4 separate regions of the Mus musculus genome follow, and regions 1, 2 and 3 are each linked to region 4. A link is a loop called in an ENCODE intact Hi-C map of the cell type or tissue named here. Cell type or tissue: heart. All regions are shown on one strand. Links, peaks and the distances in the headings refer to the core of each region. The heading gives the core; the rest is flanking DNA.

Region 1 (5,991 bases), core at 409-5,408, 85 kb after region 4:
CAAATCAGCTATTTTGCCAGGAACATCAGATTCCTATGAAAGATCTGGCTCCCATGTCCTGCTTTCCAGAGGAGCGTCTTTCCTTGCCTTCAGGACCATAAGAGTGCAGTTACCTCCTTTATAGAAAGACTCACAGAGTCTTTGTTTCTCTAAGTGTCTTTCAGCATGGCAACCACTGCTTCAGGGTGAGTGACCCAAGGGGAAGGGCAGGGCCAAGGCTGGAAGCTACAGTCTCTATAATCTAATATCAGAAGTGGCATGCTATTGCTTGTGCGACACTGTTAGAAGTGAGTCAGCAAGTTTGACTCTTCCAGGGGATTATACAGAGCATGAACACCAGGAGATCATTGCGCAAGTCTTGGAGACTGTCCACACATCTTCCTCTCTTCCCATACTGCAGCTCCTCTTCCGACCTGGTCCCTCAGCACATACGTGTGTTCCTAAAATGTCTACCTATGTGCCTTCCATCACTCAGCTTCAAGGCATGTTCAGAAATCTCCTAATTTAAAAATAAATCTTCCACCTTGATCTTAGACCTTTGATCTCTCTTCCTTCCTTCCTTCCTCCTCGTTTTTCTTGAGAATGTGACCTTTATTCCTTGTGCAGCTTCCTCCTCCATAGCGGGCTCTGCTACAGTCACCCTCGACCTCTTAAATGCCAGGTCATATGGCTGCAGTGCTTTCTTCAATTTGACCTCTGCAGCATTTCCTCCTTCTTTTTGCAGTACTGAGGATGGAGCTTAGAGCCTCACACATCATAGGCAGGTGCTGTATGTTCACCGCACCCCACCCTCTCCGCAGCATGTGGGTGCTGTTGCTGCTTTAGTCTCAACAGTTTTAACTTCATCTCTTCAGCCTCCCCAGTCACTGGAGGGGAGAGCTGGGTCTCTGGAAGCCCTAATGGGCTAGGCTTGGCCAGCTGCCCTCAAGAAGCCAATTAAACAACTGACAGAGAAGCATAGAAAAGAAATTTTTTTTCAACGTAGCCACATTGGGAAGAGGAGCAAATAACAAGGACCAGGAAATCCCCAAGGACCGTTTTCTGGGTCCCGATGCACAGATTTATGCTTAGCCTGAGACAGGCCATTCTGCTGAAGGGTGGCACTGCCCATGGCTGTCTGGGCTTCGGGCTGTCTCTCCTGCAAGGTGATAAGTTGTGGGAACTCAGTGAAATGTCTTTCTGGGAACCAAATTCCTCTTCTGGCATGTGGGCACCAGTCTTCAGCCATTTTCTTCCCTCAACGTATGGGATTCCTGGGGGGAAATTCCTGTTCTTTGGGGATCATTGCTTCAGAAGTTGATGGCCACAGGGATTCTACAGAGCACACTGTCCGAGTCTCTTTATTACTGCCAGGATGGTTGTGTTCTTTCCTTAGCTACCCCCAGTCTGAGACTGCCCAGGCTCTGCTGGCTGTCCCATGCTTCAGAGCATCTGCCCTCCCCTGCACCACCCCAGCAAGCCTATGTTTTGTAAATGCTACTGCAGCTCAGAATTTTAGTTTTCCAACTCTGATGTGAAGGAAATAACAGTCTTCTTGGCTGTAAGTCAACTTCAGTCTGACACTGAGCTGGCAGGAAATTAACCTCACTAATTGTTGAGTATCCTCCTGTATTAACTTCTTTTCTTGTTGCTGAGACTAAATATCTGACCACCACCACCAACAACAAAGCAAACAAAAAAAAACCCAAAGCAAAGCAAACCAAAACCCACTTAAAGCGGGCTTATTTTGACTTCTGGGCAGACAAGGTAGCGGGAGTTTGAGATGGTTAGTATAGTTGTAGGCAGTACAGCCAGGAAGCAGAGTGGTGCTCAGCCAGCTCTCTCTTCACTCAGTCCCTGGGCTTAATGCTACCCATATCCAGGGTAGGTCTCCCTTCTTCAGTTAAACTTTTTGGAAGCCATGTTCACAGGTACACTCAGGGGTGTGCTTCCATGGTGATGCTAAATCCAGTCAAGCTGACCACAAAGATTAGCCATTATATCTCCTGTGGCCAGAAGTGTGCCAAGGCTCTCTCTGGGATCTCTGCTTAGGCAAATCCATTGAGCTTTGGTTCTCACTGAGGGCTGCAGAGATGTTCCCTGGTCCGGTTGAGTCCAGGTTCACAGGTCAATAGCCTTGATGATTAGAGCAAAGGCATTTTCTGCTTGACCCTGGGTCAGCCCTCCTAACTGTGTCTACTGCTGTGCTCTTTAAGGCTGCAGTGACACAATAGCACCCGGATCCTAGCCCTTGGACACTTGGCTGATATTTTCTCTCTCAGCTCCAGGGGCAAGTCTCTCCATCCTCTCACAGTACCCCCCACCTCGCCCTGCCCCCCAGGAATCCGTAGCCCCTGCTTTGACCTTGTGTTAGACAGAATAGGCCTAGCCACCTGCTCAGAATGCTGAGGAGGGAGAAAGTACAGCAAATTAGCTAGCATATGCTAACGTGGGGGCTAGCAATCTGGTGATCAAGACTTTAACTTTTTCTTTTTTTGCCCCTCAGTTTGCAGGAGGCAAAGATTCACATCCAACTATTGAGAAGAGACTTGATCAGAGACATGATTTTGGGTCAGCTTCAAGTGGGCTTGCTCCACAGTCCACTGAGGGCATGACCAGAAAGATCTAAAGAGAAAGGCCAGGGGCAGGTCTGTGCATGCTCTGATGTCATCCCCCAAATGGCCAATTAGGTAAACCCACTTTGGCTGTGGGTTGCAGTAAGGGTTCAACCAGCCAAGAATTTCTTCTGCAGAAGCCTGTTCCTGGAGCTGGGAATCCCCACAGTGATCTGGAAGGATGGTGACTGGTGCTGAAATCTAGCCGCTCTGCAGCAGCATTTCTCCTGACCTGTCACGGATGACCACATGGGGGTGCCAGACAGCGCTGATTCAACACTACTAATCTGAAGTCAGGAGCCTTGCTTCCCAGCCTCCTCTGCTGTTCTCACAGTTGCTCAGTGATGGCAGTGTTTGCCTAAGAAAGGTGTGCATCATCTTCCACTCTTCCCATCATGTATTTTGATGGCAGAGCCCATCCTCCCTCCCACCCCCTCAAAATCTCTCAAAACTTGTTTTGCCAGCTTGGTTTCCTCTAACATCTCTTAGGTGGATCATAACAGCAACCTCATCTCTGGGCCTCTCCTTCCCTCCAGCATCCATGGAAAGTGGAGCTCTGATTACTTTTCCAGCCAAACACATCCAGTACTTTCAACTGGTCCTTCCAATGCTATCTAGTTTCCAGAACATTCATCCTAAACATATATGGAATAAGTAGGCTGGTTGACCACTGAATCCCTCTGGCCCCAACAGCATAGCCTTCTCAAACCTATGATACCCTCTCTTCCTTCTTCCCTTTCCCCACCCCCTCACCATGGTACAACTGTTTGGTTGCTGAATTTATAGGGAGTTTAATGGTGCTTTCCCTCTGGGTGTTCAGCTGGAGGCAGGCCGTGAGTGGGCCTTGCTGGGGGAGCCACTACTTTGTGCAACCTCAGGGCCTCCTGCAAATCAGACTTGCTCGCTTTCATTTCCTGTGCCCTGGGAGATTAGATACTGCCTAATCAAGGTCAATTTTTTTTCTTTTCTTAATATTTGAAACTACTAAATATCAGTTACCATCCAAGTGGGTGGTGTTCAGAAATCCCCACTTTTCTGATGTTTGACTTGTTGGTGAGTTTCAAGAAACCAACCTATTTGGAAAGAACCTGAACTTAGTTCTTTGAACTGCTATAAAGCTCTAGCAGGAAGTGAGTTGGAAATAGGGTTAGACAGTCTTGCCCCGTGCCCAGGAGAGGTGGGAGGAGGGGAATACAGGTGCAGCTGGTATGGGTGTGGCTTTAAGCTGTGGCACCCTCCCCACGTGTGGCTGCTTACAGATCTAGTTGGATCAGAAGTGGGGATGTCAACATACAGATGTTTACATTGCAGAATGTTAAACTCTGTTGAAGCATCGGCTCAGCCGGACGTTCTGGGTGCTGTGCTGGCTGGTACAGGTAGTTTGCTAAGTTCTCTAACCCGTTGTAATATATAGATAGTGAACTTTGTAATAATTCATGAGTTCTACTTTCTTTTTTTCCTACAAATCCAGCAGCTGTTTTCTGAAAGGCTGGGTGACAAGGTGTTCAGGCGTACCCTTCAGGCTGAGTGCCAGCCTCTGCCTGAGTTCAGCTGTGCCTACTTGGCAAAAGATCATCACAGCTGGACCTGTTGATCGTTGTTCCCACATAGAAGACTGAGTGTGGGGGTTGGGGTCATGGGATCCTTACCAACCAATTGATTGCAATTCCTCCCCAATTACATGTGGCCTCAGGGAGGTGCTGGGCATGGCAGAAGAGTCATGCACACTTCCTGCACGGATTCCAGGATGGCTGTCTTAAGTCACCTACTCTCCTGCTTGTAATGCCTTAGTCCATTCGTAAGCGGATTAAATGATCAGCTCTTCCAGAGTGAATCTTGGCAGAGCTCTACCCTAGTTTGTCATTGGGACCTTGTGAGGTGGAGAGGAAGTAGATGTTGGCTAGTTCCCCACCTCCAACTTGCCAGGGAAAATTCTCACAACACAAGGCAAGAGCATCTCATGGGAGGTGGCACTCTACTGCCTAGGCTGGCTATGTTGGGATGGAGGTGGCTGGGATGTTGGCCTTTTTTCTTGATCCTCGGGCTGGATTTCTTGGAGAGGAGCTGTCCACTGTCAATCAAGTGCCATGTTATTTCATATGTCTCTGGTCGTGATTCGTTGGATTCTGCTAAGTGCCAGGAACTGTTGGATTTCTTCTTTTGATTCATTGAGCTACTTTTTAAAAGTAGAGCCTTTTATTATAACCACTACTTTTAGAAGACAGAAACAAGAGAGATGAATTAGATTGTACAGTACTTCATAGTGCCTACCAAGTATAATGACGCTAGAGAGTCACTACACTGCTCTCATTTCAGGAAAGGCATTGGTGTTCCCACTGCACACTTTAGTAAACTACAGCCATCTTAAATGCACTGGTGTCCTGGCATTGCGGACATATGATGCTGCTACAGCTGGGTCTTGGGATTTGAACTCAGTCCCTCACATTCGTGCAGCAAGTGCTTTATCCACTGAGCCATCTTACCAGCTTCAGAGCCTAGTTCATTACAGAAAACATAAGCAAGCATATCTATCCTATTAGCATGCATATTTGCATTCATCGTTAATAAATGGTAAAATTACATGTATATCAAGAGTTGTTTAAAATACATTTATGATTATCAGTACATGTTTTATTCATATACTTATTTTATTGGCTTATATAAATATGACACAGGGTCTTGCTATATAGTCTGGACTGGTTTTGAACTCATGATCTTCCTGTCTCTGTTTTCTGAGTGTGAGTACACATGTAACCTTCTAAATGACATATGTATGCTAGTGTACACTGTGCAGTTTTAGATATGTTCTGATTTCTTATTACCACAGATGAAGCGTTCATTCACATGCTGTCCTCCCTCATTTTTGTGGGAGGGGTCAGTTCAGTATTTTATTTACATTAAGATTGTCAAAATGGCTAAGCTAGTAAAACCTGAAGACATAAGTTCTATCCCTGGCACCCACACAAGCACATATACAGCTATTTACTATATTTTTAAAAGTCCTAGCATGCTGGTGGTGGCGCACACCAGGCTGATTTACAGAGTGAGTTCCAGGACAGCCAAGACTGTACAGAGAAACTGTCTCAAAAAAACAAAACAAAAGCCAATATGCTACAAAAAAAAATCATTAGTTGGGACATTTTAATATTGGGCAGAGTGCATCAGTGCTCAGAGTGGGTCAAAGTTGAACTGAAGAACAGTGGTGTGTTAAAATTTGCTCAAGTGGAGCAAATGGTTAAGAGCAGAGCTAGTGGATATGGTAGAATTGACGAAAGGGTTCCTCTTGAACATGGAACTGCTAAGCCGTGTCTGGCCAGTGTGGGGAAATTCATGTTGCTAGGCTGACTGGAGGGACAGAGGTTCACAGGGCAAGGTCTGCAGGTGTGTTGAGACTTGA
Region 2 (5,991 bases), core at 379-5,378, 120 kb after region 4:
GGAGAAACTTACATTCACAAACATCTTTTCCTGGAACCTGAGTTTACATTTCTAACACTTTGTGACTGTACTTAGTATTCTTCATTTTAGATTGGAACTCATATCATTTTCACACTGAATAATTATCAAATTCTTTACATTAAACAGCAAATTTTGAAGGGCTCAAATGACCCTTAATTGCCCTTAACTAGTATAAAATTACAATCTTCAATAAAGCACCACAGAATTCTGACTACATCTATAACTAAAAGATATGGGGTACATTTTGTTGCAAAAGAAAAAATGAGTATATACTCTCAACCTAACCACCTTTCTTCATATTTGCATAAAGAACTATTCATAACAGTAAGAATATAATCTCAAAAGGCAGTCTTTTAATGAGTAAATTAGCTCTTTAAAAAAAAAATAACAGAGGAAGAAAGGAGGGAGGTTAAATGGGACAGACATAGGCCCATGCCTCTATTCCCTTCATTCAGAAGGCTGAAGTAGAAGAATCTACATTCAAAGCCTGAGCTACATAGCAATACCTTCTCACCAAAGAAAGGTATAACTGGACACTAGGACTTCTTTCTTTCTTCTTGAAACAGGGTCTTACTATATAACTCTGTCTTGGAACTTACCAGACTTGAACTCAGAGATCAGCCTGCCTCTGCCTCATGGGGTTTGGATTAAAGGTCTGTGTTATGCCTGGCTCTATAATTAATTCTAAGCACAGTAGGGCAACTGTGATAAATACTAATTAATTACAGTATACATATTTATATAAGTAATCAGTAAATGTGATGGACAAGCCAATTGCTTTAAACTAGTCACTGTACAAATTATGTGCAAGTTTATCAATTTAAAATGTAAACACCACAAAAATACAACTGTAGTTAATTCTTTTTGCATTTTAAATGCTTAAAAATTGCCTTGAGGTTGGAGATGTACCTCAGTGACAGACTGTTTCATGTGTAGTGCCCTGAGTTCCATCTCTGAACCAAAAACCGAACTAACAAAACAGCAGTGACTTGTAAGTCCACAAACTAAAACATGTTTTTCAGCTGGAGGTTTTACAGGATGGGGAGAAAGAAAGGACAATAGAGAAGATAAGATAGCTTAGCCAGGTTTGGTGGCACAAGTCAAGTGGTAGAGGCAGAAGCAAGCTCATGGCCATGTGAAACCTCATCTCAACAAACAGCCTATATACCTTTGAAATGACTTAATGAAATATAAGGGAGTATTTTAAAAAACCCAACTCTAATTTCTCTCCCATTTTTATCTTGCTGTAGAACAAACAAAACTTCAATTAATTATTTCAAGTTCTATCTATCTATCTGTCTGTCTGTCTGTCTGTCTATGAGAGATAAGGTTGTCTGAGCAAGATTAGTGTGTGATTAATACATGGCACAGACAGATTTTCATAAAATCAAACCAAACAGGAACTCTAAGAAGTAGGTCTCAAAAAGTGTTATGAATTTCACTTACAAGGAAAAAAAAAAAAAACCTTACAGAAATGTTACTGAAGGTACAAAGATAGGTAAATAGAATTCTCACTGACATTCTATAAAAAACTTTTAAATAGCTCAAAATAGTCACTAAAAGTACTACACTGGGCTATGTTTATAAACGGAATACATTAGTTAATAAAAAATAACTAATAATGAAAATATTAACATAGCAAAAGGTCAGAGAGATCATGTTCTAAAGAACCAGTCTACAGAGTAGTAACTGATAATAAATACCCTATAAACAGTTTAAAACAGGTACACAGTTTTTATGGATACAGGGATAGGTACTATCAACATTAAAAATGCAGTAACAAGAAACACCAAACTCAGTGCTCTGGGGCCTTGGAAGAGCGTCGTGAATGCAATCAGAGAAAGGATAGGCGAGTCTTCAGATGTATTGGAATGCTCGACTTCTTTTCAAGAAAGAAAGGTTAAAGAGCTAAGAACACACCCCATGTTAGTCTTAGGGAAAAATGGGTGGTGGCTACACAAATGGTGTTTTGTATTTCTGTGCATTTTTCTGTACGTTGAAATTATTTCCGGATAAAGTGAAAGGTAAGAAATTCTAATAAATTCTTGACAAGTACAGAAACTGCTTCCGACTTATCAAAGTGTGAGCAGGGGATAGATACAGCCCGGTAGATATTGTGGGTCGGTGGGAAGGAACGGGGTAGAGGGTTTAGCCTTTCTCATGGAGCAACCGCAAACCTAGGGGCTCCGCTAGGTCAGTCCCTCTCCGAAAGACCTGAAAGATAGCGGGTCCGGCCGGGAGGAGGGGAGGCAGGGGGATGGTATTTGCGCCAATGCAGACAGAATAGACGGGCTCAGACACGGCTGGGGCAGGAGAGTGACCGACCGTTTTTTCTCCTCAGCCACACGCGCCTTTCCCCCTCATCCTGGTCTGGGGGCGTCCTCAGAGGCGGGCGGCGGGGGGCTGACGGCGACTCCCGAATCCCCGCCGGGCGGCCAGGTGAGTCCCGGGTAGGGGAGATGCCCTTGCGGAGTGGAGGGCAGCGGAAAGCAGAGGTCCCGGCCGGCTGCGCAGGGTGCCAGGCGCAGGGGCTGGAAGCCGGGGCTGCCCACCTCAGCGCACCTCTCTCCACCTCGCCCTCAACCGCCGCCCCCACTTACGCAGACATCTCTTTCATCGCTTCCTGCGTCTCTCTCCAGCGAGTGTCTTTCGCTTTGGGGTCCTGTTCTTGCCCTCTCTTCCTTCCTCTGTCCAATTCCCTTCGCTCGCTTGTAGCTCGCTCACTTCCCCACTCTCTACAGCCGAGGCATTCAACCGAGTAGTGAAAACACCACAAAACCGGCTCTATTTATGACAATACAGCGCGGCCACCGCCAATATGGCGCTACTTCCCAGGCTGCCTCTCGCCTTCCGCGGCTCCGCCCTGCAGCCCTGGGCCCGCCCTCGGGCACACCCCCACCCAGCCTTGAGTTCCCGGGACCCGCCCACCTCAGCGGACTTGCAGCAAAAGCATCTGTCAGAGTGTCAGGTCTCCCTGGTCTGTGGGATTGTCAATTCAGGCAAACCTCTGGGAAGGTTATTTGTCAATTTCCCCTTGTTTCTGCAATAAAAGCATCTAGAAAAAAAACCACCGCTTTCCCTAACACCATTTTAACTCTTCCGTTATCCCACATCTTAAAGTCATAGACTTAATAAGTACACATTGAGAAGATTTTTGTCACCGAGGGTCACACCCAAGAAGGTGCGACTTTAACACAACCAATCCAGGGAAGAAAGCTTATAAATAAATCAGCTTAACTTGTATTCTTTTCCCTCGGAGTACCACCTCCAAGTCCCAATTTATGACTTTGTGGCATTTAGCTGAGATGTTGAACATAATTGCTACTAGTTAGCCGTAAGATAAACCCAAGGATTTCCACCGCTCTGCCCCCAAACCTCACATTTTCAAATAGTGAAAATCATGTTCTGTGTGATTATGACGGTGAAAATGAGGGAGAAAATGACCAATGTTTAAATGTTAAAGGATAAAAGTAATTTCAAACCCTGTCTTTTTCTCCCAAGAGTCAAGCACGGTTGTTTGGGGAATGAGACTCAGTCACGGGAAAGGAGGTTACTTTCTGAATTATTCATTTATTCACTCAAAGTATTTATTGAAAATCTGGTCTGTCAGTTTGTTTATGCTCCATGTTTGATGCATAAAAGCAGGTCTGTGGTTTGACCTGAGCAAGTTCAGAGTTTTCCCATCAAAAGGTGGAGAAAAACTTCAAATATGAGTGATATTCTGCTGCTGCAGAAGTATGTATTACACACTGTAGGAACTAGATTCGTATCCTCAAGAGTTTATTGCGAGTGGATGAGAAAATATATATATACACTATTTAAATACAGATGGGGTCCAGTTGTCATTGGGGGACCAAAAGAGGACCATCTAAACATGGAGGAAAGTCACTAATAGCTTCCTAAAAGAGAGGATTCTGTATATTAGCAGGATTTGGGAGTACAGATTTTGGTAGGTTATGAGAAGACAAAATGGAGCTCAGGAGGTCGCTAGACTGGGATTTGATTCGAAGCAGACCCACCTTTGTTATTTGCTAGCTTTGTGACTTCTAGAACTTTAAAATAAAGTTTACGTTAACCTTGAACTTTTTCTTTAAGAAAAAAATGTAAAGTACACTTACTTTAGCCTGCAGGGAGTCAGAGGATGACTTCTAGAGTCTGTTCTGTTCTCCCTTTTCACCATTTCAGTCGCTGGGATCAAAATTGATTCCTCAGACTTGGCAGCAAACAGCTTTATCCACTGAGCCTTATTCACAGTCCCAATTTTAAACGTTAAAAATACTTTGATATGCGTATCTAATAAGAACACTTTGCTACACAACCATAATATTACTGTGCTCAGGCACCGTTGCCCTAGTATCAGGAGGAGGAGTGACACCCCAGCCTTGCAATTCTTAAAAGCCTCTTAGCTTACTTTCGCTCAACTTCGTTCTTCATTGTGAATTTTGGAGGACGCTTTACAGCATCTTCTGCCTTCATCCAGTCTATTGTCTCCTCAAAGAGGAAAGATTGCCTTCTGTGGTTCAGTTTTATTCACTCAGCACTGAATTTTAGCATACGTCTCTGGTTTCTAATGTAAAGTTCTTGTTGCTGGTAGAGTTGTAGTCAATTTTCCAGATCCACCAGCTATATCTTCAGATTCAACCAACCTTGTATTTTAATTATTCAAGATAAAATTCTATCCACACTGAAGATGTACATATCTTTTTCTTGTGATTCTCAAAACTACTTTTTTTTTTTAAAGACACGTCTTACTCTGTAGCTCAGAACTCAGTATGTAAACCAGACTGACCTTGAACTCACAGAGATGTGTCTGTCTTTGCTTTCTAAGTTTTTTTTTGGCATTACTCTCTATTTACATAGCATTTTAAATTGCATTAAGCTTTATAATTAATCTATAGATAGTTTAAAGTATGTGAGATGATGTTTGTAGGTTATATGCAAATATGGTGCCATTTTATAGAGGGAACTTGAACACCTCTTAGTGTTAGTGTTGGAACCAGTAAGAGGCTCTCAGACTAGCTCCTTAATACCAAGGGATGGCTGTATTCACACAATTTGCCACTTTTTAAAACGTCAAGTTGGTCCAGAGGAAGGAGGACAGGAGTCTATTTACTTTCCTGAACCTAGGATATATGAAACTAGGAACATAATTTGAACAATTGAAGAGCCTATCATGTTTTGCCTTTTATAATTATTTTTACCTTCATTTATGTGTATCCATGTGTGTCTGTGTGAGGATATATGCACGTGCAGGAGCCCATGGAGGCCAGCAGAGAACATAGGACACCCTGAAGTTTCAGGGGGATGTGAACTGCCTGATGTAGAAGCTAGGAATTCCTCTCTGATCAGTCCATGCTTTAAAACACTGAGCCATCTCTCTCTAGCCCACATTAATTAAAAAAAATACATCTATAGAAAATAATGCAAATATGAAAAATTAAATGAAAAATTATTTATTATTTGTGGGTGTCCATGTGTTGTGGTAAGAAGATACCTTTTGTCTCCTGCCAACTTTGTATGGATTCCAGGAATAGAACTCAAGTCAAACACTTTTACCTGTTATGTCATCTTGGCAGCCCTCAAAAGTCTGTTGTTTAAAAGATTTCCAATGTCAAACCTCTGGGTTTTCCTGGTCTGTTATTATGTGGTAAGGCTCAAGGCATCTCTGAATAATATTTTTTAATTAAAAAAAAACTTGCTAGCATTTAGGCATAATGGTGCATGCCTATAATTCCAGCACTTAGGAGGAAGAGGCAGGAGGACCAGGAGTTCTATATCTTCCTTGTTTCCATTGTATTTAAGGCTAGATCAGAATACATGAAACTTTTTAAAGGAAAACAAAACAAAAACAAAAACAAAAACCAACAAAACAAAACAAAACCTTGTTTCATTATCAGAGGCTTTGTTCTGTATGTTGAGATGTGAGATGCACCAAACCAAGCAAGGTAGCAATCATTTCCCCCAGAACTC
Region 3 (5,991 bases), core at 457-5,456, 110 kb before region 4:
TCAAATAAGCCCAATCCTTGACTGGATTAAAGTACCCTATATTGCCGTTGCTCTGACAGTGAGAAGTCAGTCTCCAGAGGAAGACAGCTCACAGGTTTCGAATCATCTTAATCACCTACATAAGGTTCAGCTCTCTACAACGAAACTGGGCCTCCATGATGACAACACTATATGTTTCTTTAAAAGAACATTAACAATACAGAGCTCCATAGCTACAGAGAAATCCAGAAAATGAAACAGATTTTAAATGTAAAGACAAGGATTTCTCAGCAAGTCATAGAAGACATAAAATCAGACTGAAAGGAAATTCCAAAGAAAACAAAAACCTTTCAATCTATGAACTCAATGGCTGGTTTAATTAGATACAGGTTATATTAAAAAAAACAAATCAAGGCTTAGGGCTAAGGAGTTGGCTGAGAAGGCGAAGTCCTTGTTGTGTAAGGACTGAGTTTGGATCCTCAGCACTTTCATGGAGACATGTTTCTATACTCCAGAGATGAGGAAACAGGAGGTTCCCAGGGTCTCGCCTGCAAACAGTCCAGTCTAGGCTAGTCCCAGGTTCAGTGAGACCCTACCTCAAAATTTAAGGTGTAAGGTAGACAGTGACAGGGGAGGACGCCTGAGGTTGACCTTTGGCCTCTAGACACAGATCTGTGAGCGTACTAACCGCCCCCCTCTCCCGGCCCTGCACCTTAGCCAGGTAGTATTGTCATTCATGCCTGTAACCTGGGAGGCTGAGAAAAGAGGATCTTGAGTACGAAGTCAACCTGGGCAATCTAGCTAGACTGTGTCAAAGATACAAAAGAAAAAGAAAAAGGAAAAGGAAAAGAAAAAAAACAAAGAAAAGGAAAAAGAAAAAAAAAGGACAAAAATTAAAAAGAGGGGAGTATAAAGAGACAACAAACAAGCAATATTTTAAGACAAAAAAAAAAAAAGCTGAAAAATTTCTGAAATTCATGAAAGATACCAAAGTCAGACCTAAGTATTCCTACAACTCCTACTCAGAATAAAAATGCATATAGAAGCCTAAAGTAGTTCAATGCTGAAAAACAACCAACCAACCAACCTACGTCAAACAATCAGAAAAATAGTGAAAGCAGCTGGCAGTGGTTCAGGGTGGGGACATTTTTAGGCAAGAATAAGAAATGACTGAAATTATCAAAAAGCTACCAAAAGCAAAAAGCCAGGAACAAAATTAGGTCTCTTGATGTTAAGACAGATGATCTCTAGATTCCTTGCTAACAACAGTAGGCATTTTTACAGTTCAAAGCACATTAGATAATGCTTCTTGTACCAGATACAATGTTTAGAGGTTCTTAGCCTGTGGTCATAACCCTCTTGGCAACCTTTTATCTCCAAAAATATTTACATTATGATTCCTAACAGTAGCAAAATTATATTTATGAAGTAGCAACAAAAATAATTTTATGATTGAGGTCACCATAACATGAAAAACTGTATTAAAGGGTTGTAGCATTAGGAAGATTGAGAACCACTGGTTTGAAGATGAGTGTTCAAACAATATTTAAAGGTATAATTATGTTAAAAACTTTGGTGAGTTAAGAAAAATTCAGAAGGCGATTGCCTGTAAGTCCCAACACTGCGGAAGTTTAGGTAGAAAGACCACTGGGAGCTCAAGGCTACCCTGTCTCTCTGGCAAGACATCTGTCTAGGAAGAAAGAAAGAAAGACACACAGAAAGAAAGGAATAAAAGACAGAAAAAAAAAGAGAAATGAATAAGTGATTTCTTAAATACTTTGAGTACTGCATACTGTAGGTACTGAAATGGATGGAAAAATACAGATTATACGTGTATAGTTATATCACAGAGGACCTAGGTATTATATAAAATCTTTTTTTTCTTTTTTTTGGTTTATTTATTTTATTTTCAATATATAGCTATCTTCAGACACACCAGAAGAAGGCATTGGATCTCATGCCTTCTTGGATCACAACTCATGGTTGTGAGCCACCATGCTGTTGCTGGGAATTGAACTCCAGACCTCTGGAAGAGCAGTCAGTGCTCTTAACTGCTGAGTCATCTTTCCAGCCAGCCCCAATAAAATCTTAAAGAGAAAAATCATCTACCTAAAGAAATAAAATGTTAACTTTTCAATAAAAAAATTTTCAGTGCAAAATTTTCTCATTAAAAAACTGATATAAAGACAAAAGTATAATTTAAAAAAGGAATCCAATATCACATAGGAACATAAATCTTAAAATAATACAGAATCCAGGACAGTATATTAAAAAAAGGAAGCTAAGTAGGTTCATTTAAAAATGCAAGATAAGTTCAACATTAATGGAATAACCCATAATTGCATACCATTAGTAAAACAAATATAAACAGGTACAGAAAACAATCATAAAATTTAAGGCACATACAACAAAACAACAACAAACCCAGAAGGCTAAGTAATGTTCAGAGAAGTTTAACGGGATAGCAAAGAACACACTTAGAAACATTCTAATGAAAGTATCACCAATAAGTGTTGCTTTAACACGAAAAATACAGCTTATCACTCTAATTGTATCTATTAGTTACTGTGCCCAAGTGTTTTAGTACTTTTAAAAGAGCACCAGATTTTCCAATAAGAGAAAAGTACTCCAACGTACAGAGATTTTTACGCGCCAGGAAAACGTACAAACTTGCTCTGAAATCATGTCGCCTGGATTAAGGTATCTATTTATCCAAAGAAAACACAGGTTCCTGAAACTCTAATTCTGTTTTAAATTTTTAAAAGTTGCAGACCCATTTGTTACTGATTTAAATCAAAGCAAATAAAAACTTTATAGGCCTTAGACGACAGTCACACACACAATTTTGTACACAAAGGCTACCCACAGACCTCGAATTCCTGTCTTAGAATTCTTTCAACCCTCAACCTAAACGTTAAGTTATGCTAGAAAAGAAAGCCAAGGGTAAGAGCTTGGATTCCATGTTGCGTAAACGTGACCTTTGGGTCGTTCAACCAACTTCTGGAGAGGCTGTAAAGCTTTTCCATGACTTTTGCTCTCTATCCTTGTCCTGGCTGGGCCAACGTCGCGCTCGGCAGCAGACCCAAGCTCGTCGCTTTGAAGCGGGTCAGGCTGTCCCGCCCCCCCATGTCCCGCAAAAGCGAAAAGGCAGGGAAGCGCCGCTTTTCTTTCTAGCTCCTGCATCCGTGGGGCCGGCGGGGCGCCCGGGGGAAGAACGGGCGGTCGTACAGCCAGCAGACTCCAGACCCGCTCTGCACTCGCCCCGGGCCGGCAGCGGGAAGCGACGCCTCCCCCCAATAACGGCTTCAACCGCCTCCTGCCAAGTCCCCGCTCTGGCCTCCAAAGTCGCGGCCCAAACACCTCACACTCACTGGTAAGTGGGGCCGGGGCCGGAGCCCGGCCCGGGGCCGGCCCCGGGAATTCTGCGAGACTCCCAGGGTTTGGGGGGCGGCGGCGGCTGGGAGGCCATCTCTCCGCCAGCTCCGCTCCGGCTCAGGGAAGCGACTGCGACGGCTGGGTGAAGGAGCGCCTCGCTTGCCAGGCACGACAGGCAGAACACCGAGCCCTCCGCCCCGCCCACGCCTGACGTCAGGCCAAGGCGTGTGGTCAGGCGAAGCTGGAGGAAGGAGGAAGGGAACAGCTAATTTGCTGGGGTGTGGGAGGGGGTCGGGAGTCGGGAGAGCGGGACGTCCCTCTTTCTTTTCCCTAGTCTGGGTTTCAAATTTGAGTAGGGGCTCATCGACGTTTCTGGCAGCAGCTACTACGACCTAGGTGCCGAGTCCGTCGGAGGCTCCTTTGCCGGCCGACCCTTTAAGGCTAGCAGTAAAGCCCCTCGCAGTCTTTCGTTCGTAGAGCTAGGGGGAGTGCAGGCTGCCAGGCGGACAGCCTTACAGGTCACCGTGTAAGACGAGGGGGTTCCTGCATTCCTCTCGTGAGGGGCCTGGTACTTTCGTTGTAAAGCTCTGGTTTTCTTGGGGAACACAACGGCTGAGCGCAGTAGGTGCGCTGTCTTTACTCTTCCCCGTTCCCACCCAGGGCCGAAAAGGGTTAAGACTCGGCTGCGGCATCTTGGGAGAAGGTAAGGCCTAGGAAGTACGAGGTGAGGGGTTAGGGACTGGGTGTCGAAGAGGCGTAGCTGCAGTCCCTTTTGTTTGTTAGTCAGGTGGAGTGAGTGGTAAGTTTCTAGAACCTCAGCACATAGAGTTAAGGGCTTGTTTGGCCAGAACAGAGCTTTCCCCTTACCTTTCCCCTACTCCCATGCCAGAGGACGAACTATGCCTGTGCAGGAGGAAATGCATTAAAAAAGATCTTATGGTGTGAAACTCAAGACTGTTTCAGCTACCCCCCTCTCCCCCGCTGGCTTTGATTCTCTATTTAGCCTAGGTTAGCTTTGAACTCATGGAGATCTTCTTGTTTCTTGTGTACTGAAATTATAAGCGTGAGCGCTTACACCTGGCAAGAAGATGCATTTTTACATAATTATTTCCAACTCCTCATAGACTCTTTACTTAACATTAAATTAATAGGTTAAGTGAACTGATAGACGGGATTATGAAACTGAAATAAATACTTGGCCACATGGAGTTTCTTGATTTTTTTTTCTTTAATAGAGTATATTCCCATATTGTAAGTACTTCCTTGAAAGGTTTACACAGGCAACCCTGAGTGGTCCCAAGTCCCGGAATCGGAAAGTTTTTAATGTCATGTCCAGAGCAAGCTTGTCTTTCTTTGTTCCTCTCCCCTGTAATCCACATACTCACTTAGTCAAGTTCATATTTTAGAATATAGATATGACAAGCAGTATTTGAAGGGTACAAAATAGAATTTTTCAAATGAAAGCTTTTCTTTTTAAGGACATAAATACAGCACGTAGCTGTAGAATACTGAAAGTGCTCATTTTAGTTTCTTCTAGTATGCTTCCACTGACTGAGGAGAACAAGCACGTGGCACAGCTGTTGTTCAGTTCTGGCACCTGTCCAAGATGCATCTTAAGATTCTGTGGTGTGGATCTTCCCGCACCTTACAAACACCCATCCAAGGTATATTCTTTTTAAATTAAAGAATGTTTTTTTATAGTTTGGAATGAATGTCACTAGCTTTGAGTCCTGTGAGTAACATATAATTCCACTAAAAAAGGAAGATTATCAGCTATTGGATGGGTCACACGGCCCCCAATGGAGGAGCTAGAGAAAGTACCCAAGGAGCTAAAGGGAACTGCAACCCTATATGTGGAACAACAATATGAACTAACCAGTACCCCGGAGCTCTTGTCTCTAGCTGCCTATGTATCAAAAGATGGCCTAGTCAGCCATCACTGGAAAGAGAGGCCCTTTGGACTTGCAAACTTTATATGCCCCAGTACAGGGGAACGCCAGGGCCAAAAAGGGGAAGTGGGTGGGTAGGGGATTGGGGGGGTGGGTATGGGGGAACTTTTGGGATAGCATGGGAAATGTAAACGAGGAAAATACCTAATTAAAAAAATATCAAAAAAAAGAAGGAAGATTAATAAAATTATTCCTACAAAGGTAATTTTGAAACTGCAATTACCTTAAAAACTTGATGTAGGAATATAACTATTTTCAGGTAACTATCATTTAACAGTTAGTGCAGAGAGAGGTCTATGGTGGGATTTTTTTTTTTTTTTTGCTACATTTAATATTTGTGAAGACATTTTATAAAGGGCATCTAAACACAATACCACTAGATATTGCTTCTTACATACATTAATGCAAAGCAACAGGACAATTCATAGTCCTGATTTCTTCTTTTAAACAGAAAATGAGTTCAGTTATGTTTTTTTAAATTAAGTTTCTCTCTATTATTTTTATGAATATATATATGAGTATGATGTGAGTGTTCATATAATTTATGCATATGTTGTGAGTGCTTGTGTGTGTGTATGTTTGTAATAAGTTCTCTCCTTCCTCCATAGACTCTGGGAAATCAAACAGGTTGTTAGACTTGTCTGACAAGTGCTCTTACCTAACAGACTTTATTGCTTGCCTGCATACC
Region 4 (5,000 bases), core at 1-5,000:
CCCTCCACTTTGTTCTTTTTAGGAAATAGTGAAAATTTTTAGATATGGACACAAGACAGCTAACTTAAATAGAATACAATTGTTTGAATAATGACTGCTTAAATATGCAGATCTTTGATCAGGAACATTTTTTTCCATGTTGCCTGCTATAATTAATCTTATCAAAAAGCTAGAACAAAGCACAGTATTGTTTAAAAGGCAATGAAAAACAGCTTAATGGCTAGCTAGGAAGTCTTAACTTGCTAATTTACCTGAACAATAATTAGTATCATCATATAAAATCCTGTCTTTTCACAACATTTATATAATTCTGCCCAGGAGATTATTATCTACGACACTTTACATTTATAAGCACCACCTATTCAATTACACATACCTATTTACATATGACATCGGAGAGGAATGAACAAATGATCTCAATGCTTGGTAATCAATATGAATACTTTCCTAGGTTTCAGTACTATATTGCAAAAAAAAGGATCTAAATTACATAATCATAAGTTAAACAGTTTTGTTGCTTTTAAATTAGTATTTCAAAGGGAATGGGAATTTTAAATTTATTTCATAATTTTTCTCTATTTGGTCTTTATAACTGATATAAGGTACCCAGACTCCTTTAAACTATATTTTTGCCTAGAAACTTCAAATAGCAGAATTACAATTTAAATGACATGGTGTATTTTAAGTAGTCTCATTTAGTGCAACCCTTGATAAAAGATCAAAAAGCAAGAAGATAATGATACTACAACTTGCAGATTTGTTTTCTATGTTTGTTGGGATTTTTTTTTTTTCTCTGACAGTACTGAGAACTGAACCCAGGGCTTCACAGAAGCTGGGCAAGCCCAACCCAACTTCTAAATCCTTAAAACTTGCCATTTCTTTTAAAAAGTTCCCCACTTTAACTTTTGGAATCATTTCTATAACAGCACAAAATATATGTCCTTAGGCAAATTGCAATTGTATTACATTTTAAAATCATATCTGTCTTACAGTTCTTTAATAAATGACTTTTCTGTTGAAAAAAATTCAAGTATTGCATTCATACACTATATAATAAGATTCTATTAGGTAGACAAGGACAGAACTGTTTTAACAAAGCTTGCCACTCTTTACAAATGTCATACAAAAATCTCTTTCTGATTACCAATGAATTAAATACTTAAAGCCTTTTTGTGCTTCTAATCAGAACATGAGTTAAATTTACAAATTTACTAGAGCATCTGAAAGCCTGGCTTCATTTAAATGGGTAAAGAGAAAGTTGAAATATTTTAAACTACACTTGTTTTCTCATGAAAACCACAGACAAACTGAAATCAAGTGTCATGTGAAACACCCCAGTTTCCTTTACAGCAGGAGTTATGATATTGTTCTGCTCAACTCTTAAAGAGTTCACTAAGCTTTCTACTTCCTCTTCTCTGCCAGACGTCGGCTGCCTTCTACTGAGGGTCACTGGGAAGATAAGGGTCAGCGTCCTGCTACAGACAGAAGGTGTCATTTTTAGCTCCCACCACCATCTCAGCTGCTTCAAGTGCTTGCTTTACATATAGTACGACTGTCATACTAAACTCCCCTGTCCTGTAAACTGTTTCTTATAAATGTCCCCCTCAAAGCAGATGATCCAAAACTTACTAGTGGCAGATAAAACACTGACATTAAACGATGACATTTTCAACCCTACCAGTTACTTTAAAGTATAATCAAATCTCGTCCTCTTGCTGCTAACAAAACGCGCGTGCAGGTTTGGGGTTGGGGGTTGAAGGGATCGAGGTCTCTACACGGTAAATTAGACAAGCAACATCTTTAGCTCGTGGGGGCGGGGGTAGTGTTTTCGCTTGGAACGAATTAAAACGCCACTGAGGACTTTCACAGCCACGCCACATTCTGTACCAGTGTCAGCCGCTAGCACGATTGGACTTAAAAAAAGAAAGCTCGTCTGAGGTCCGGAGGTTCCTCTTTTTTGTTCAAAAATGTAAAACTGGGTCTCCATACCACTGAGTCTTTAAACGCGAGGCTTCTCTGCTCTCCTTTACTGAGATTACCCCCTGTGATCCTAAAAGCACACCGTTGGGAATTTCGAAGGTTCTGGCTATTAGGAGAAGATCAGATTACAGTGCGCCGCTTTGATTTCACACGCAAACCCCGGAGCGGGCAACTTTTCAAACGGCTGACAATTTGCCAGATGAGAAGACTTGAAAGGCAGACCGTCCTAACCCCAAACGGAGCCCCCGACAGCTCCTCCCCGTGACCCGCGAGTGCTCGCCCCGGTACTCACTCGAGGCCATGGCTCGGCTCCGCGCGCCGCTCGCTGCAGCTTCCAGCGTCCGGCCCGAGGCTGCAAGGCAGCCAGTCAGTCAGTCAGTGAGTCAGTCAGCCAGGCAGTCGGTCAGGCAGGCAGTCAGCCAGCTAGCCCGTCAGTCAGCCAACCAGTGAGGAGGCTGAGCAGCCTCCGCAGCCGGGACGCCTGTCCTCGGACCACCCCCGGGCCTCCTCTTCTTTCCCGGCTCCTCTGGGTTTGCGGCTCACACCTTCCCACCCCCGAATCTTCGCGCTCCGGTCACTAGTGTCCTGGCGTCGCCTTGCCAGGATGCCGCGGCAGGGGCAGGGGGCGGGGCGGACCGCCCGGCGGAACGTGGGGGGAGGGGGGGGGATTTCCCGCTGCTTACGTCACTCGCGCCACCGCCTACCCGGGGCGGGGGGCGGAGCCTCGCGGCGGGCGCGCGACCCCGCGCGGGCCAGTGCGCTTACTTCCTCCAGAGCCACCACAGCCTGCACGCTCGCGCCGGGAGCTCCGTGAGGGCGCGCAGCGACGACTCCGCGCGTGAGAAGCCGTCGGTCCCTGAGAAATCCCCCTCCTCCAGAGTCCTTGAGAGCGCCGCTTAAAGCCGAGGGGCGTGTTCGTGACGTCATGCTGGCCGAGCGGCCGGAGGCGGGCCGGGCGGTGCACCGGGCGCGCTCCTTGGCCGCCCGAGGCCCGCCCGGGGTTTTCGACCGGTGGTTCCCCCTCTTCCCGATTTCGCACATGCAAATCTCCGCCCCCGCGCCAGAGAGTTGTCCGGGTGCTCTGGAGGGGAAGTGCGGAAGCGCCAGCGCCCGCGTTCGGCAGTAAGGCGCAGATTTGCATACGGGGACCCCCGCAGCCTTATTTTCCCTCTATATCTACATTACGTCTTTTACCTACCAAAGTTTTTCAGCTGCACTGCGAGGCCGCTAACCCCATTCTGTATAAATGTACACGACGTCCAGAGATTGGCCGAGATACCCACGGCCTGAGGCCTGGACCGAACTTTGGTGCTTTGACAGGTCAGGCGGAATCTTGTTTGCCTTCAGTTGCTAATACGCACCTGTTCTCTTAGTCTATGATGTATTAGCATGTCATTGTATACACGAGTATTAGGGTTGATTGGGGTTTGGAGAAGCTGAGTAGCTTGTCCATACTTTAGAGTTCTAGAAAGGAATTGCACGATTTAAGCTTAAGATTATCCAGCCCCGTTTAGCGCACTGCACTCCCAGCACGCGGGAGGCTGAGGTAGGTGGACTGTCTCAACAACAGAAATAACTCAGGGTTATCTGGCTCCACCTCTTACGTTCTCCAGTCATTTACTGACTAAAACAAGTAATGGAGGGGAAATAGAGAATATCATCTTGCATGGCCAACAAGATAGCTTAGAGAATAATTGCGCTTGCTACCAAGCCTGACAAATTGAGTTTGATCCATGGAAGGACAGAATCAACTTCCAAAAGTTGTCCTCTTACCTCTACATGCGCTTCAAAGAACGCCAAAGTGTGTGTGTGTGTGTGGGGGGGGGGGGGTTGGATAATTAAAATATATACTATCCTGTCATAAAAAATTCATCCTGTTATACAACTCCCCCAAAGTGAAGGAAATAATTAAAATCTGCTAGTTCCAAATTGTCTTCTCAAAGAGTATAAATAGCAGTTGTGTTTTTAGTTAAACACAATCATAAACAAGTCACAAAGATATAAAATAAAATAAAACAATTAGCAGGGTGAACTATGTTCAGCGCTCCAGAGGTCAAGACCACAGAATCATAACTTTGAAGATAGGATGAGCCACAAAACACTGAACACACCAATACACACACACACATGAATGCAGGCATACTTCAGCTTTTAACTCAACCATATCTGAATGACATAGTTTCTACTTACTGTCTTTATTCAAAGAAAAAGTAAATAGGAGGTTGAAATTCTCATGGATATTTTTAGACCTTGTGCTAGGGGAAGGTGTCACTGTACACCTGATAAGGCTGCTTGTCATTGGGGTTTACAGAGACTAACACGTGGTAATTTTAGTACTGGGTGGCATGTCTGTAATCCCAGCATTTGGGAGGTGGAGGTAGGACCAGCAGGGGTTCTAGGTCATCCTCCACTATATAATGAGTTTATAAAGCCAGCCTGAGCTATGAGGGAGTCTGTCTCAAAACACAAGCATGCATAAGTCTTGATGTCACTGCATTTCTATAAAGAAAATAAGGTAGTGGGGGTAGTAGAAACCAACTGGGCTCTCTAGAAGGACATTCTGTAGAGGCCATGTTTGAGCTGAGTCAGTGGTTGCTACTGGAAACTTTAGTCATGCAGTTGATGCAGTACATTTGAAGACTTACCCTGGCTGGTATGGTACACTGTTAGTATATGCTACCTAGGGGTGAGGGTGGGGCACTGTTGCCATGATGGAAATTTTAGAAAGGTGATTTAGACAAGTGTTTGTACAGAAGACATGGTGACAGGCATGTTTGATGGCAGGGCCAGCTGCTAGAAGTGAAACAGTTGAGGATTCTTTTCTGAATGAACTCTAAATGAGTATGGCAAAATGGAGGTCATTAAATTGGGTGGCATAGCTCTTTCCAGTAATCCCAGGACTAGGCAGGCTCATGCCAGACATTCTGAAGTTCAAGAATAGCCTAGGCTATTTTGGGAGACCCTGTCTATGAAATAGATAAAGAATGGAGGACATTTGTGACTTGAGAAGTGTGCCTTTA

The links. Peaks named below come from ENCODE experiments on the same cell type or tissue, not always from the same donor. Only the 100,000 strongest peaks of a DNase experiment are listed, where the experiment ranks them.
Region 1: a loop joins it to region 4, with 2.0 times the contacts of the local background. A loop is called at or near these places in 7 of 42 quality-filtered maps.
Region 2: a loop joins it to region 4, with 7 times the contacts of the local background. A loop is called at or near these places in 6 of 42 quality-filtered maps.
Region 3: a loop joins it to region 4, with 5 times the contacts of the local background. A loop is called at or near these places in 8 of 42 quality-filtered maps.

Annotation. Positions count from the first base shown.
Region 1 is chr11:23,852,742-23,858,732 of GRCm38, forward strand. No RefSeq gene overlaps it. Among named protein-coding and RNA genes, the nearest start is that of Gm39612, 37 kb to the left of the region's middle. In heart, for the core only: a CTCF peak has its summit at 2,839 (motif pointing right); a DNase peak (open chromatin) is centred at 2,830.
Region 2 is chr11:23,892,401-23,898,391 of GRCm38, forward strand. It overlaps Papolg (poly(A) polymerase gamma), which reads right to left and starts at 2,870. Exons shown (of 22, transcript NM_172555.2): 1 at 2,622-2,870. The coding sequence starts at 2,638. It overlaps Gm12061 (a long non-coding RNA gene), which reads left to right and starts at 1,852. Exons shown (of 4, transcript XR_872317.3): 1 at 1,852-2,045; 2 at 2,363-2,460. In heart, for the core only: no CTCF peak of the experiment used is centred there; a DNase peak (open chromatin) is centred at 2,891; H3K4me3 peaks cover 1,817 bases; H3K27ac peaks cover 946 bases; H3K27me3 peaks cover 375 bases.
Region 3 is chr11:23,662,397-23,668,387 of GRCm38, forward strand. It overlaps Pex13 (peroxisomal biogenesis factor 13), which reads right to left and starts at 3,487. Exons shown (of 4, transcript NM_023651.5): 1 at 3,351-3,487. The coding sequence starts at 3,448. It overlaps Pus10 (pseudouridylate synthase 10), which reads left to right and starts at 3,596. Exons shown (of 18, transcript NM_028304.3): 1 at 3,596-4,057; 2 at 4,882-5,018. The coding sequence starts at 4,893. In heart, for the core only: no CTCF peak of the experiment used is centred there; a DNase peak (open chromatin) is centred at 3,555; H3K4me3 peaks cover 2,847 bases; H3K27ac peaks cover 1,887 bases.
Region 4 is chr11:23,768,408-23,773,407 of GRCm38, forward strand. Rel (reticuloendotheliosis oncogene) reads right to left here and starts at 2,562. Exons shown (of 10, transcript NM_009044.3): 1 at 2,273-2,562. The coding sequence starts at 2,282. In heart, for the core only: a CTCF peak has its summit at 3,076; DNase peaks (open chromatin) are centred at 2,464, 2,854 and 2,954; H3K4me3 peaks cover 3,004 bases; H3K27ac peaks cover 2,493 bases.